2 separate regions of the Homo sapiens genome follow, and region 1 is linked to region 2. The links are chromatin loops, found by intact Hi-C in ENCODE. Cell type or tissue: MCF 10A. All regions are shown on one strand. Each heading gives the region's core, and the rest is flanking DNA. Links, peaks and the distances in the headings are about the cores only. Region 1 overlaps ZSCAN5A (zinc finger and SCAN domain containing 5A). Region 2 overlaps ZNF787 (zinc finger protein 787).

Region 1 (6,191 bases), core at 570-5,569, 220 kb after region 2:
AGAAAGTACTAAGGACAGATGGGAGATTTCTCTTCCCTTGATAGCTACAAAGAGGCTCCTCCCTGGCTTCTCCCACGTCGCCAGAGAAAGTACTAAGGACAGATGGGAGATTTCTCTTCCCTTGATAGCTACAAAGAGGCTCCTCCCTGGCCTCTCCCACGTCGCCAGAGAAAGTACTAAGGACAGATGGGAGACTTCTCTTCCCTTGATAGCTACAAAGAGGCTCCTCCCTGGCCTCTCCCACGTCGCCAGAGAAAGTACTAAGGACAGATGGGAGACTTCTCTTCCCTCGGTATCTGCAAAGAGGGTCCCCCCCGGCCTCTCCCCTGTTGCCAGAGAAAGTACTAAGGACAGATGGGAGATTTCTCTTCCCTTGATAGCTACAAAGAGGCTCCTCCCTGGCCTCTCCCACGTCGCCAGAGAAAGTACTAAGGACAGATGGGAGATTTCTCTTCCCTTGATAGCTACAAAGAGGCTCCTCCCTGGCCTCTCCCACGTCGCCTGCCTTTCATCCTCTCCCTGGCATCCCCAGTGCCCTTTTTACATTAAAAAATGTCAACTCGATCATACGATATACCCCCACCCCCTGCTGCAGTCCTGCTTAAATCCACCAGTGGAAACTCACCAACTATGATGAGTGTCTTTCAAACTTTAAAAGAAAGAAAATCCAAAACACTTTTCTACTGAAATCTTACATGGAATCCCAATATATAAAAAATTCTAAGTTGCTTTTCATTACCAGAGGTACTTTTCCTAAGGTTAACTGTGTGACATTTACTTATTATGAAGTGAGGTGATGAGATTTGCAAGCACAGGGTACAGAAGGCCTCTGCTGTCTTACGTTACTCTCTTTTACCCCGTATCTTGCAGTGTTTCCTTTTAATTGTTCATACGGAGAAAAATCTGAGCCCACAGAGATAAGTCACTGCAAATGCCTAATAGTTTGCCTTGTGAAGTGTACATGCCCTTCAGGTAATACAATTTTTTCCCCAAGGTCTGTATGTAAAACATGCAACAGGTTGGTGTGGCTCTCCAGTGAATAAAAATTTCAGTCCATGTGCTATATTTTGGGTACACACCTATTTTAAAAAATAGTTTAATTTTTGAAATGAAAATCAAAGCAAACCTTTGTGGAATTCCTAAAAGATCCCAAGTTTTCAGGGAACCTGGCAGGAAGCCTCTGCCCCATTGATCAAGTTCAGGTCTCTGGCATGGTACCCAAGGGTTCTCAGGCTCCAAGCTCCTCCTGCTTCTCTAAACTTTTCTCCACTTCTCTTGATCCCCCCACCCACATTCCATCCCCTGTCCATATTAAACCTTTTTTTTTGAGACAGGGTCTCGCTCTGTCGCCAGGCTGGAGCGCAGTGGCGCAATCTTGGCTCACTGCAACCTCCGCCTCCCGGGTTCAAGCAATTCTCCTGCCTCAGCCTCCCAAGTAGCTGGGACTACAGGCGAGTGCCACCACGCCCAGCTAAGTTTTGTACTTTTAGTAGAGACGGGGTTTCACCATGTTGGCCAGGATGGTCTCGATCTCTTGACCTTGTGATCCGCCCGCCTCGGCCTCCCAAAGTGCTGGGATTACAGGCGTGAGCGGTGGCTCCCAGTCTTTTTTTTTTGAGATGGAGGCTCACTCTGTCACCCAGGCTGGAGAACAGTGGCCCAATCTCAGCTCACTGCAACCTCTGCCTCCCAGGTTCAAACGATTCTCCTGCCTCAGACTCCCAAGTAGCTGGGATTACAGGCATGCACCACCACACCTGGCTAATTTTTGTATTTTTAGTAGAGATGAAGTTTCACCATGTTGTCCAGGCTGGTCTCGAACTCCTGACCTCAGGTGACCCACCCACCTCGGCCTCCCAAAGTGCTGGGATTACAGGCATGAGCCACCACGCCCCCCCATATTAAATCATTTCTGATTCCCCCCAAAACATCACATTTTTTTTCCCGCTCCATTATGCCATTGCACACATTGATTCCTTGATCTCTGTCTACCTAGAAAAGTCCTCCTCAGTCCTCAAGATTCACCTAAGCAATGCTTTGGTTCAGGAACCAACAGCAATCCTTCAGATTCCACTGGGGAGGATGCTGAAGGAAATGAATGGTGTTGAACGGTTTCTCAGGCTCTCTTCAACCATACATTAAAGCACCGGTCAAACCAGATAGTTATTTTCATATAAAGGTGTGCTTTCAACCCATTAGGCAAGAGGTTGGCAAACTTTCTCTGTGAAGGGCCAAATATTACGTGTTGGCTTTTCAGGTCATATGGTCTGTTGCAACTACTCTAGTCAAAGCAATCGTAGAGAATACACTGATGGCTGTGACTGTACCCAACAACTGATGAAAGGATAAACAAAACGTAGTGCATTCATACAATGGATTATTATTCAGCCCCCAAAAGAGGAATGGGGTCCTGGCACGTGCAACAACACGGCTGAACCTTGAAAACACTGTGCTGAGTGAAAGAAGCAGACACAAAAGATCACACAGTAGATGATGCCATGTATATGAAACAGACAGATCTGGCAAATTCAAAGAGACAGAAGGCCAATTACTAGTTGTCAGGGGCTGAGGGGAGGAAGGAACAAGGGGAGTGACTGCTTTTAATGGATTTCTTTTTTGGGTTGATGAAAATGTTCCACTCTTAGAAGTGACAATTGCACAACATGGCGAATGTAATGAAGGCCACTAAATTGTGCCCTTTCAAAATGGTTAAAATGGTGAATTTTATGTTATGCATTATGTTTGCATTTTACCTCAATTACAAAAAGAAACTTTATTAAAAGGGATGCAGGCTGCAGTTGGCCCTGCGGAACACAGTTTGAGGGCCCCTGCTCACATAGACTGTGAGCCCCTGTGGGAGCAGGAAGTACCCCTGATCCATCCCTGGAACTCCAGCACCCAGAAGCAAACCTTAAGGTTCTCTTCCTGCAACTCTGAGTGACTCCAGCACACCAGGCTAGGGGGTGCAGCCCAGCCAGGCCTGGGCAGTCCCTGCTCCTGCGGGGCGCGCCCTCTAGTGGGAGGTAGGGGTGCAACACAAGCTCAGGCCCGGCGCCGGGACAGTGAGGAACTGGAGGGGGCGCTGCTTCCCACTGGCTGGTTTCTAGAAGAGCCCTGCTCTGAGGAGGAGACACTTGCCCTGGTGATGGGGCAGAGCTAGGGTCCATAAGATCTGAGGGAAGCGTGTTCCAGCTGCTGGAACAGCCCGGTGGGAATAGGGACAAACTTGGTGGAACCTAGTGAGTGGGGAGAATGGGCTAAGCTGGAGGGAGGAGGTGGGCTTGAGGCAGGTCACAAAGAGCCCTGTAGAGGTGGATGGAGAGGGCACCAGGCAAGGAGTATGAGAATGCATGAAGACGAAAATCAATGCACAAATACATTTCTCTCTCCTTTCTTAGGGATGATCCCTGCTGTTCTTTCTAGTGAGCCTGCTCCATCTCAGCTTAGCCTTCACAAGGCCTCCATCTCCCAGGCATTCTAACCTCTGAAGAAAGCTCTCTGTCCCCTGGACTGCCTGTGTGGAGGGTAATGAACTGGGTCCTTTAAGGAATGGCACCTGGGTGCCCAGAGGCATGGCCAGAAGGTGTCTGTGGGGGCCATGCCTTAGGGGGATGCACCCAGGGCGGCTGAGAGAGCAACTGCAGGAGTTTCCCCTAAAATCTCTCCTCCAGATCGTTCTCGAACTTTCCCCACTACTTCCATAATAAAATGTATACTTGTTGAAATGGCTGAAAAGGCTGGGTTATTCCATTCGCCCAACACTGAAAACTAACAGGTATGCTGGTGGATTACCAAGAATCAAACGCTATCAGTTAACTGTGCACTTTACAGGTGAAGACACTACAGCTCAGAGAGACCGATGGCTCGTCCAACATCACACTAAGCTACACAGCTGAGATTTGACCCAGTTGGACTCATTCCAAAGTCCGTATTCTTTTGTGTAAAGATTTGGGGCTGCCCCCACCGTCCTGAGGAAATACAGTTGTGAGGATATGGCTGTTCCAGGAGGAAGCCGTATCCAGCTCTCCAGCCTGCATGTTTCTTGCCTATTCTGGAGGAGGTTCCTTGTCCTGGTTGAAAGCTTTGGCTCTGGAGACAGGTTTCTTGGGTTCGAATCCCAGCTCCACCCCTTAATAGATATGCAGGCTTGGGGAAGGTATTGTCTCTTAATGCCTTATTTTATCATCTGTAAAATGGGGATAGTAACAGTAGGGTAGAAGTTCTCTTATCATCATGATCAGAACCATCACTGGTTGGTTCATCAAATAAGTTGGTTCCAATAGGTAATTAAAAATACTTTTACCATTTTGTTTTAAAACATAAAATTGTACAGGCATTTGCTAATCTTTTGATATAAGACCAGGGGGTTTCGTTGTTGTTGTTGTATAGGTCTATGGACCTACAATTTCCAGTTTGTCCCTTAAAAGGGCAGCGGAGACACAGGCATGCTTGCAAAGCTATTTAAGCAAAATCCTCACTGCATTAAAAAAAAGAAAAAGATCATCCCTATAGCCATCTTGCTCATTCCAACTTGACATATTTTTTGTTGTTGCTCTTATTAACAATCGGCCTTTATCACATCTTTCCCACTGAATTACTGTTTTGGGTGGAAACAATTCTTTGCTGATGCACTCATATTTTCCTCATTTATGTTAAATGTAATTGCATTACATAATTGAAATAAAATCCATTAGAATGAAAAGGTTTAGAATAAATGCAACTCAACTAGCTCTGGGTAGTCACACAACTGAACCAATAGAGAAGAATGAAGGCATATTAGAAAGCACTGCACTAGCCAGGGGCATTCAGTGAGCCTGAAGCATCAGTTGGTATATTTCATAGACGGATGGAAAATTCTTTTACCCCAGGGATCATTTTAAAGTGGAGTTTAAGAAACAGTCTACTGAGTTTGCCTCATAGAGGTAAAGTTTAAATGAGATAATATATATATATTTTTAAGTTCCACGATACATGTGCAGGCTGTGCAGTTTTGTTACACAGGTAAATGTGTGCCATGGTAGTTTGCTGCCCCTATCAATCCATCACCTAGGTATTCAGCCCAGCAGGCATTAGCTATTTTTCCAATGCTCTCCCTCCCCACAATCCCATACCCCGACAGGCCCCAGTGCGTGTTGTTCACCCCTATGTGTTCACGTGTTCTAAATAAGATAATATTTCTAAAACACACTGCCTGGCACATAGTTCTCAATTAATGTATTGTTATTATCTAGGGCAGTGTTATCCAATAAAAATCTGTGAGCCACACTTATTTCACACTTCCTACTAGCCCAGAAGCCCGGTAAAATCAATTTGAATAATATGTACGATTTAATTCAATATATCCAAGATACATTTCAACATGTAGTCAATAAAAAAAATTATTAATGAGATCAGTTATATCCTTCATTTTGTATGAAGTCTTTGAAATCCATTGTGTATTTTTCACTTATGGCACATCTCAATTTGAATGCTAAAATTGATCTGCAATTATATTTTCTAACATTTATAGTTAAAGAGTAGATCCACATATCCAAGTTGTTCCAAACAGGGTTAAAGGTTGTCTGATAACTGAACCAAGTATCAATTTAAAATTTTTCATTAAAATTAAAAAAACTTTACAAGTCAGTTCCTGCCCATAATCCAAGTCTAGTCATAAGCAAGCATCATACAATTCCAAATGGAGGGACATTTTACAGAACACCTAGTCCGTACACCTCAAAACTGTCAAAATCATTAAAAACAAGGAGAGTCAGACACACTGCTGCAGATCAGAGGAGGGCAGGAAGACATGGCAACTAAATGTCATGTGGTGTCCCACATGTGACCCCAGCACAGGAAAAGGACGTTAGAGAAAAAACTGGGGAAATGTGAATAAAGTCTGGCGTTAACAGTACTGTAGCAATGTTACGGTTCTGACATATCTACTAGGCTTATATAAGATGTTAACAGTAGTGGCAGTGGGGAAGGGGTACATGAGAATGCTCTGTACTGTATCATTGCAACTTTTCTGTAAATATAAAATTATCCCAAAATTAAAAATGTAAAATAAAAAATATTCCACTCTTCAGCTGCACTTATCTTACGTGTTTGTGTCCCCATGTCCTCCTCTGTTAAATGGGGATGTAGACTGCACCTATTTCATACAGTCATCGTGGGAATTAAAGATGGTGTTTCCACAGAAATCCTGCAAC
Region 2 (6,191 bases), core at 642-5,641:
CCACTCGGCCTCTGCAGTTCTCTCCATTGTCTCTCCGGCTCGCAGGCCGATAACTTAGGAAGGGCGGGCCAGGCTGAGGGGGCAGAGTCTCGAGGCGGAGAAGTGAACGGGCCCTAATACGCCCCAGTGCCCCCCCACGGACGGCGCAGGGACAGAGGAGGGCGGGGAGCCGGGGATGCCGCGGGGTCCATCGCACCCCGTCCGCTTCTCCCTGGGTCTCTTGGTCTTGCACGTCGTCGCTCCCGCCAAGCCCGAGGGGCCCTGCCCGCCCCCCCCCCCGGGCCCCTCCCCTACCGGCCCTCCCCACCGCGGCACTCGGGGCACCGCCCGCCCGCGGCCTCGTCGTCGTCGTCCTCCTCCTCCCCGCCCGCGCGGTAGTAGCTCTGTCCGCAGCTGCTGCAGACCGAGGGCGCGCCCACCGCGTGGATCTTCTTGTGTCTCCGGAGCGCGGCGCCCTGCACGAAGCCCTCCCCGCACTCCACGCAGATGTGGGCCGGCTCCTCGCCCCCCGCCGCCCCGAGCCCGTCCCCGTGCTGGGCCCGCTGGTGCGCCAGGAGCCCGGCCCCGTGCCCGAAGCCCTTCCCGCACTCCAGACACACGTACGGCTTGGGGGCCGGGGCGCGCCGCGACCGGGGCCCCGCGGCCTTTGCCCCCGCGCCCGCCATGGCTGCCGCGGCCGCGGCCCCCTCGCCCGGCGCGCCCACCACGATGATGCCCTCGCCATCGCCCACGGGGATGGCGATCTCGCCGTCCGCCGCCACCGCCTCTTCGGGCCCCTTGGCCCGCCGGACGCTAGCCGCCAGCACCTTGGCCGCCACGCCAGGCCCCGACAGCTCCGGGTGCAGCCGCAGGTGACGCGCGAGGCTCTTGGGCTGGCTGAAGCCGCGGCCGCAGCGCGGGCACACGAAGGGCTTGAGGCCGCTGTGCGAGCGCCGGTGCTTGGCCAGGCTCTTGCTCTGAGTGAAGCTGCGGCCGCAGTCGGGGCAGGTGTAGGGCTTCTCGCCCGTGTGGATGCGCTGGTGCTGCATGAGGTTGGAGCTCCAGCTGAAGCGCTTGCCGCACTCCAAGCAGGCGTAGGGCTTCTCGCCCGTGTGGATGCGCCGGTGCTGCACCAGGTGCGAGCTCTGCGAGAAGGTCTTGCCGCAGTCGGCGCAGGCGTTGGGCCGCTCGCCGGTGTGCGTGCGCTGGTGCCGCGTCAGCTTGGACCAGTGGCTAAAGCTCTTGCCACACTCGTTGCAGATGTAGGGGGCGGGCGGCCGCGGCCGGGGAGGCGGGCCGGCTGGGGGCGCAGACTGGGGCGGGGACAGCTTGGTGGGAGGCCAGCTGGGGACGTCGTCATCATCCATGATGAGGATGTCCACTGGAAAGCAAGAGGGTAGGGGGAGGTGAGTCAAGAGAGGCAAGGGCTCCACGCCTGCCTTGGCTGCTACGCTGGCCTCGGGTGCCTCGCTCCCCCTGGCGCAGGACCTGCCCTGGTGTCCTCAGAGTGTGCATCACTCCCTGCATTTTACTAAGTATTTATTACCCCTCTCCCCAGCTAAGACCTCAGCTCTGTGTGAGTTAAGACCCTCAGTTTACCCCCAACCTCTAGAACAATGCCCCAGACACAGAAGGCCTGGTCTGTAAACAACCAGGCAACATAAGAGGCATGGGCGAGGGGCGGGATCCACGGAAGGCTCCCAGAAAAGGACCCCGAAACCCAAAACACCAGCCTGGACGCCGGGGGCAGAGGATGAGGAAGGCTCACGGGCAAAGGTTCCACTAGGCAGAGGGGCCGCAGGGCTTGAATGCAGCCCTGGACACCTGGTCCTGAGCCAGGGAGTGGGTTTGGCACCCTGAAGACGTGCCCGCCAGGGAGCGATGGTGTCACATTCGGGCTCCAGGAAGACAATCCTGGCTGCAGACAGGTAATGGGATTGGAGATGAGCATGAAAGCCCCACCTCCGAACCTGGGAGTAAAACCTGGCTCAACGCCACCTCCATTACAGAGGCTATGGTCAGCCCCTGGTGTGGGGGCTCCTGTCTGCTCAGTGAGGACAATTCGGGCACACAGGGCTTTGCCTGCACATCTTTACACTGAGGACGCCCTTCCAGCAGTCAACGAGGCCTTTCACACTTCTGCACCAGGCCTGCCCCTGGGGGCTCTCCCGGGAGGGATGGGCTTGCCTCCTCCCCAGCTCATTCACTCCTGAGAAGGGTCCGTGTGCAGCTTCTACATTTGCTCTCCCTTGGGGCCTGGTCCAGAGCAACAGAATCAGGTGGGAGGGCCTCAGCAAGTGCATCTCTGACCCCCGTGGACACCCCAGGTGCACCCCACAGGGTTTTTTCAAAGCCATGAATCACAATTACAACGTTCTCACTCCTGACCTTACTAGACTGTAAGCTCCTAAGTCTCTATCCCAACACCTGGCACGGTGGTGCCCAGCACACAGAGCCCAAACACCCTCCCAGATGCCACGCTGGCAAACACGCAAGGAAGGGCCATGACGCCCCCCTGCGCTACACACTTCAGCGTCAGGTCCTCATAAGCTGGGAGCACAAAACTGAGCCTTTACAAGGGAGAAACTGAGGCACTAGGGAGTCGAGTCACAGCCCACAGCTACACGACTACAAAGTGGCAATGCCCAGAAGCGCATTAGTAGACTGGGTCCAAGAAACAGCCATCTACCACTAACTGCGGCCGCCCACCGCTAAATCCCCCACCCACAGGCAGCACACCCTACACGCTAAGGGAGTGCTCCACAAAGTGGGATCCTGCGACCAGTAGCATCGGCGCCACAGAGAACATATTAAAAACATTTATGCACTGCCCGGAGCGGTGGCTCACGCCTGTAATCCCAGCACTTTAGGAGGCCGAGGTGGGCAGATCACTTGAGGTCAGGAGTTCAAGACTATCCTGGCCAACATGGCAAAACCCCATCTCTACTAAAAACACAAAAATTAGCCGGGCGTGGTGGCGCATGCCTGTAGTCCCAGCTACTTGGAAGGCTGAGGCAGGAGAATGACTTGAACCCGGGAGGCAGAGGTTGCAGTGAGCTGAGATCACACCACTGCATTCCAGCCTGGGCGACAGAGCAAGACTCCATCTCAAAACAAAACAAAAACGCTTATGCTCAGGCCTCCCTCCAGACGCACTGTATGAGAAAGTGCCGGGCCGGGCCTGTGCTTCAGCAAGCCCCCCAGGTGATTCTGATGCCAGCTCCAGTGTGAGAATCACTATTCCAAGGCAGAGAGTATTCGAATATGGCTCTTGAACCTGCGGCAGAAGAAAACACTCCAGGTGAAGTCAGGAAGGGGGGAGCCTTCTGGAGAGATGGCATGGAGCCCACTGCGTTGTCAACATAAATCAAAAAATGTTGTAAGTTATAAGCACATTACTTAAAGATGTAGAGAGAATTAAAAACAAACATCAGAAGCTATTTGCCCCGGGGCAGTGTGACTGAAGGGGACAGAAAGGGACGGGCAGGAAAGAGATTTGTTGTCACCGTAAACCGAGCCATACTATCTGAACCTTACAAGTGCTTCTACGCCTTTAATTAAAATAACTGCTTTGTTTTCGAAGCTGTGAAGAAAGAAAGTGTAGCAATGCTCCCTGTGACTCAGCTATGAATAGCATTTATTCATGACGACATGAATTCTGAACACAAAACTTGTGACACAGTGGCAGCTAAGACAGGGGCACTGGGGCGGGTGTGCAGTACGTGGAGAGCGCAGTGAGTGGAGAGTGGGGAGAGGATGTGGGAGCCATGTCCTCACCTCCCATTAGATTTGCAACTATCAAAGCAATTTCATGAGCTCTTTACCTAGAACCAGGGAGAACCCCAAAGAGTGCATGGAGGGGCTCCTTCCTCTAGAGGCAAACTGGGAGTGGGGAAGGCAGGAGGTGGGAGCTGTTTTCTGCTTTAGGCCGTAGGCGATCTGGCTTCTCTACAGGCATCTCTGCACTACTTTTTCTAAGTACGAGTTAAGCACTGTTAAATGGACAGGGTTTAATTACTTAAAAGGCAGGGCTCTTTTACATCTTGCAGATTCCTGGGCTCTGCGCAAACCTTCCCGTGCTGCATCTCAGTAAGGCCCAGGAAACCGCGCTTCACAGGCACAGACTGGTTTCTGACAAGAGGCTGCGTCTGCACCGCGCATGGGCCAAGATGAGCCGCTCCACTTGCCGCAGCCGCAGCCGCAGCCGCAGCCGAAGCCGAAGCCGAAGCCAAAGCCAAAGCCGAAACCGAAACCGAAGCCAAAGCCGAAGGCGAAACCGAAGCCAAACGGAAGCCAAAGCCGAAACCGAAGCCGAAGCCGAAGCCGAAGCCGAAGCCTCACCCTCACCCTCACCCTCACCCTCACAGGAGCAATGAGGCTAACAGCCTTCTCCACCTCACAGCACCATCTTTAAAGGGATTCAACGAATTCCCAGCAAGAGAAGAGCACGGTGAGGAGCACAAGAGTTCTCATTCAATTAAAAAAATAAGAAACAATGAGGGCCGGGGCCACTCTGATGGTGGCAGCAGTTACCCTTGGGGGAGGGCAGTGTCCCCAGACGCCTGGCCCTGGGCTAAATGTGTTCCGTGGATTACCACATTTAATCCATGGCCAACACTATCACTGTCCTCTCACTGAAGGACTCAGCTGAGGTCCCGAGGGGATGGGCTGGGGGGCGGTCCTCCACTCCAGATCCCCTACGCCCCAGGCTCTACCTCTACGCCTCCTGCCCCACCTGCAGCACCACTACTCCAGGAAGCCCAGGTTTCCCCTCCACGGGAGATAAATGTTTCTAGAGCAAAATCTGGAAATGCTTTTTTTTTTTTTTTTAAGATAAAATTCCTGAGTTCACACTGATACTTCCCATAGAAATTCAGGACTAAAGTTTTCATTCATCCTTTTCTTTGTGACATCTGCACCTCCCTTCAGCCCCACGGAGAATCCTGGTTCTCAAGGACATAGGGGATGACAGAACTGGAATATCCCACAGACGCAGGGGATGGCGGGAGTGGGATACCCCACAGACACAGGGGATGACAGAGCTGGAATATCCTACAGACACATGAGATGGCGGAACTGGGATACCCCATAGACGCAGGGGGTGGCGGAAGTGGAATATCCATAGACACAAGGGGTGGCGGAAGTGGGATCCCCATAGACACAGGGGATGGCGTAAGTGGGATACCCCATAGACACAGGGGGTGGCGGAAGTGGGATCCCCATAGACACAGGGCATGACGCAACTGGGATACCCCATAGACACGAGATGGCGGAAGTGGGATACCCCATAGACACAGGAGGTGGCGGAAGTGGGCTACCCCATAGACACGGGATGGTGGAAGTGGGCTACCCCATAGACACGGGGTAGCGGAAGTGGAATATTCCATAGACACAGGGGATGGCGGAAGTGGGATATTCCATAGACACAGGGGATGGCGGAACTGGGATATTCCATAGACACGGGGATGGCGGAAGTGGGATATCCCAGACACAGGGGTTGGCAGAAGTGGGATATTCCATAGACACAGGGGATGACAGAATTGAGATATTCCATAGATACAGGGGATGGCGAAAGTGGGATATTCCATAGACACAGGGGATGGCGGAAGTGGAATATTCCATAGACGCAGGAGATGGCGGAACTGGGATGCCCTATATTACAACCCTCTTGCTGGGTGCACACGCGATCTCAGGGTAACAATGCTACTGCTACCACTGCCAGGCACAACTCCTGGACTGTGCTGCACGCACCGTCCTCCTTCCCCTCAGTGTTTTCTCGGCTGCATCCCCTCCGTCAGGTGCAGGTCTTGGCCGACTGAGACATGTTCGGGCTCAGGAGACTGACCTGCTCACACCCTCCTCCCATCCCTTTCCCTGGTCAGTTGTCTGAGGCTCATTCGCTTTTAGGTTCCTCAGGAAGGGCACAGAGGAACGGGGTTCACAGGGCTGTTGCTGGGTAGCCTGTCTGTACCCTTCCCATCTGAAGGTCCCTTTTCCGTGAGTCATAATGCCATTTTCTCCTGGCATAAAGTGCTAAGTCCGAGCATAGTCATGTTGACTTTCCAAGTCTTCCACGCTTTCTGCCACGAAGGATCGGTGACTTCCTTTAGCGTCCAGCAATTCTAACGCAACCATCTGTGATTTGCTCTTTCAATGCGCAGCTTTCATGTGTTAAGGGGTGTTCCTTGAATGAGTTTTTACTATCCGCTCTA

What was found. A loop is a pair of places that touch in the nucleus more often than their neighbours do. Peaks named below come from ENCODE experiments on the same cell type or tissue, not always from the same donor. Only the 100,000 strongest peaks of a DNase experiment are listed, where the experiment ranks them.
Region 1: it touches region 2 in a loop (2.5-fold over the local background); 8 of 110 quality-filtered maps call a loop at or near these places.

Annotation. Positions count from the first base shown.
Region 1 is chr19:56,306,726-56,312,916 of GRCh38, forward strand. All of the region lies in intron 2 of ZSCAN5A (zinc finger and SCAN domain containing 5A), which reads right to left. EDDM13 (epididymal protein 13) reads left to right here. Exons shown (of 15, transcript NM_001354658.2): 15 at 3,399-3,729. The coding sequence ends at 3,423. It overlaps LOC124900420, which reads left to right. Exons shown (of 5, transcript XM_047439799.1): 5 at 1-3,729. The coding sequence ends at 634. Among named protein-coding and RNA genes, the nearest start is that of ZSCAN5A-AS1, 4.9 kb to the right of the region's middle. In MCF 10A, for the core only: a CTCF peak has its summit at 3,057 (motif pointing left); a DNase peak (open chromatin) is centred at 3,016.
Region 2 is chr19:56,087,733-56,093,923 of GRCh38, forward strand. ZNF787 (zinc finger protein 787) reads right to left here. Exons shown (of 3, transcript NM_001002836.4): 3 at 1-1,360. The coding sequence ends at 291. Among named protein-coding and RNA genes, the nearest start is that of LINC01864, 24 kb to the left of the region's middle. RefSeq lists enhancers at 3,188-3,357, 3,487-4,686, 3,692-4,197, 4,198-4,703. In MCF 10A, for the core only: no CTCF peak of the experiment used is centred there; DNase peaks (open chromatin) are centred at 3,609 and 4,229.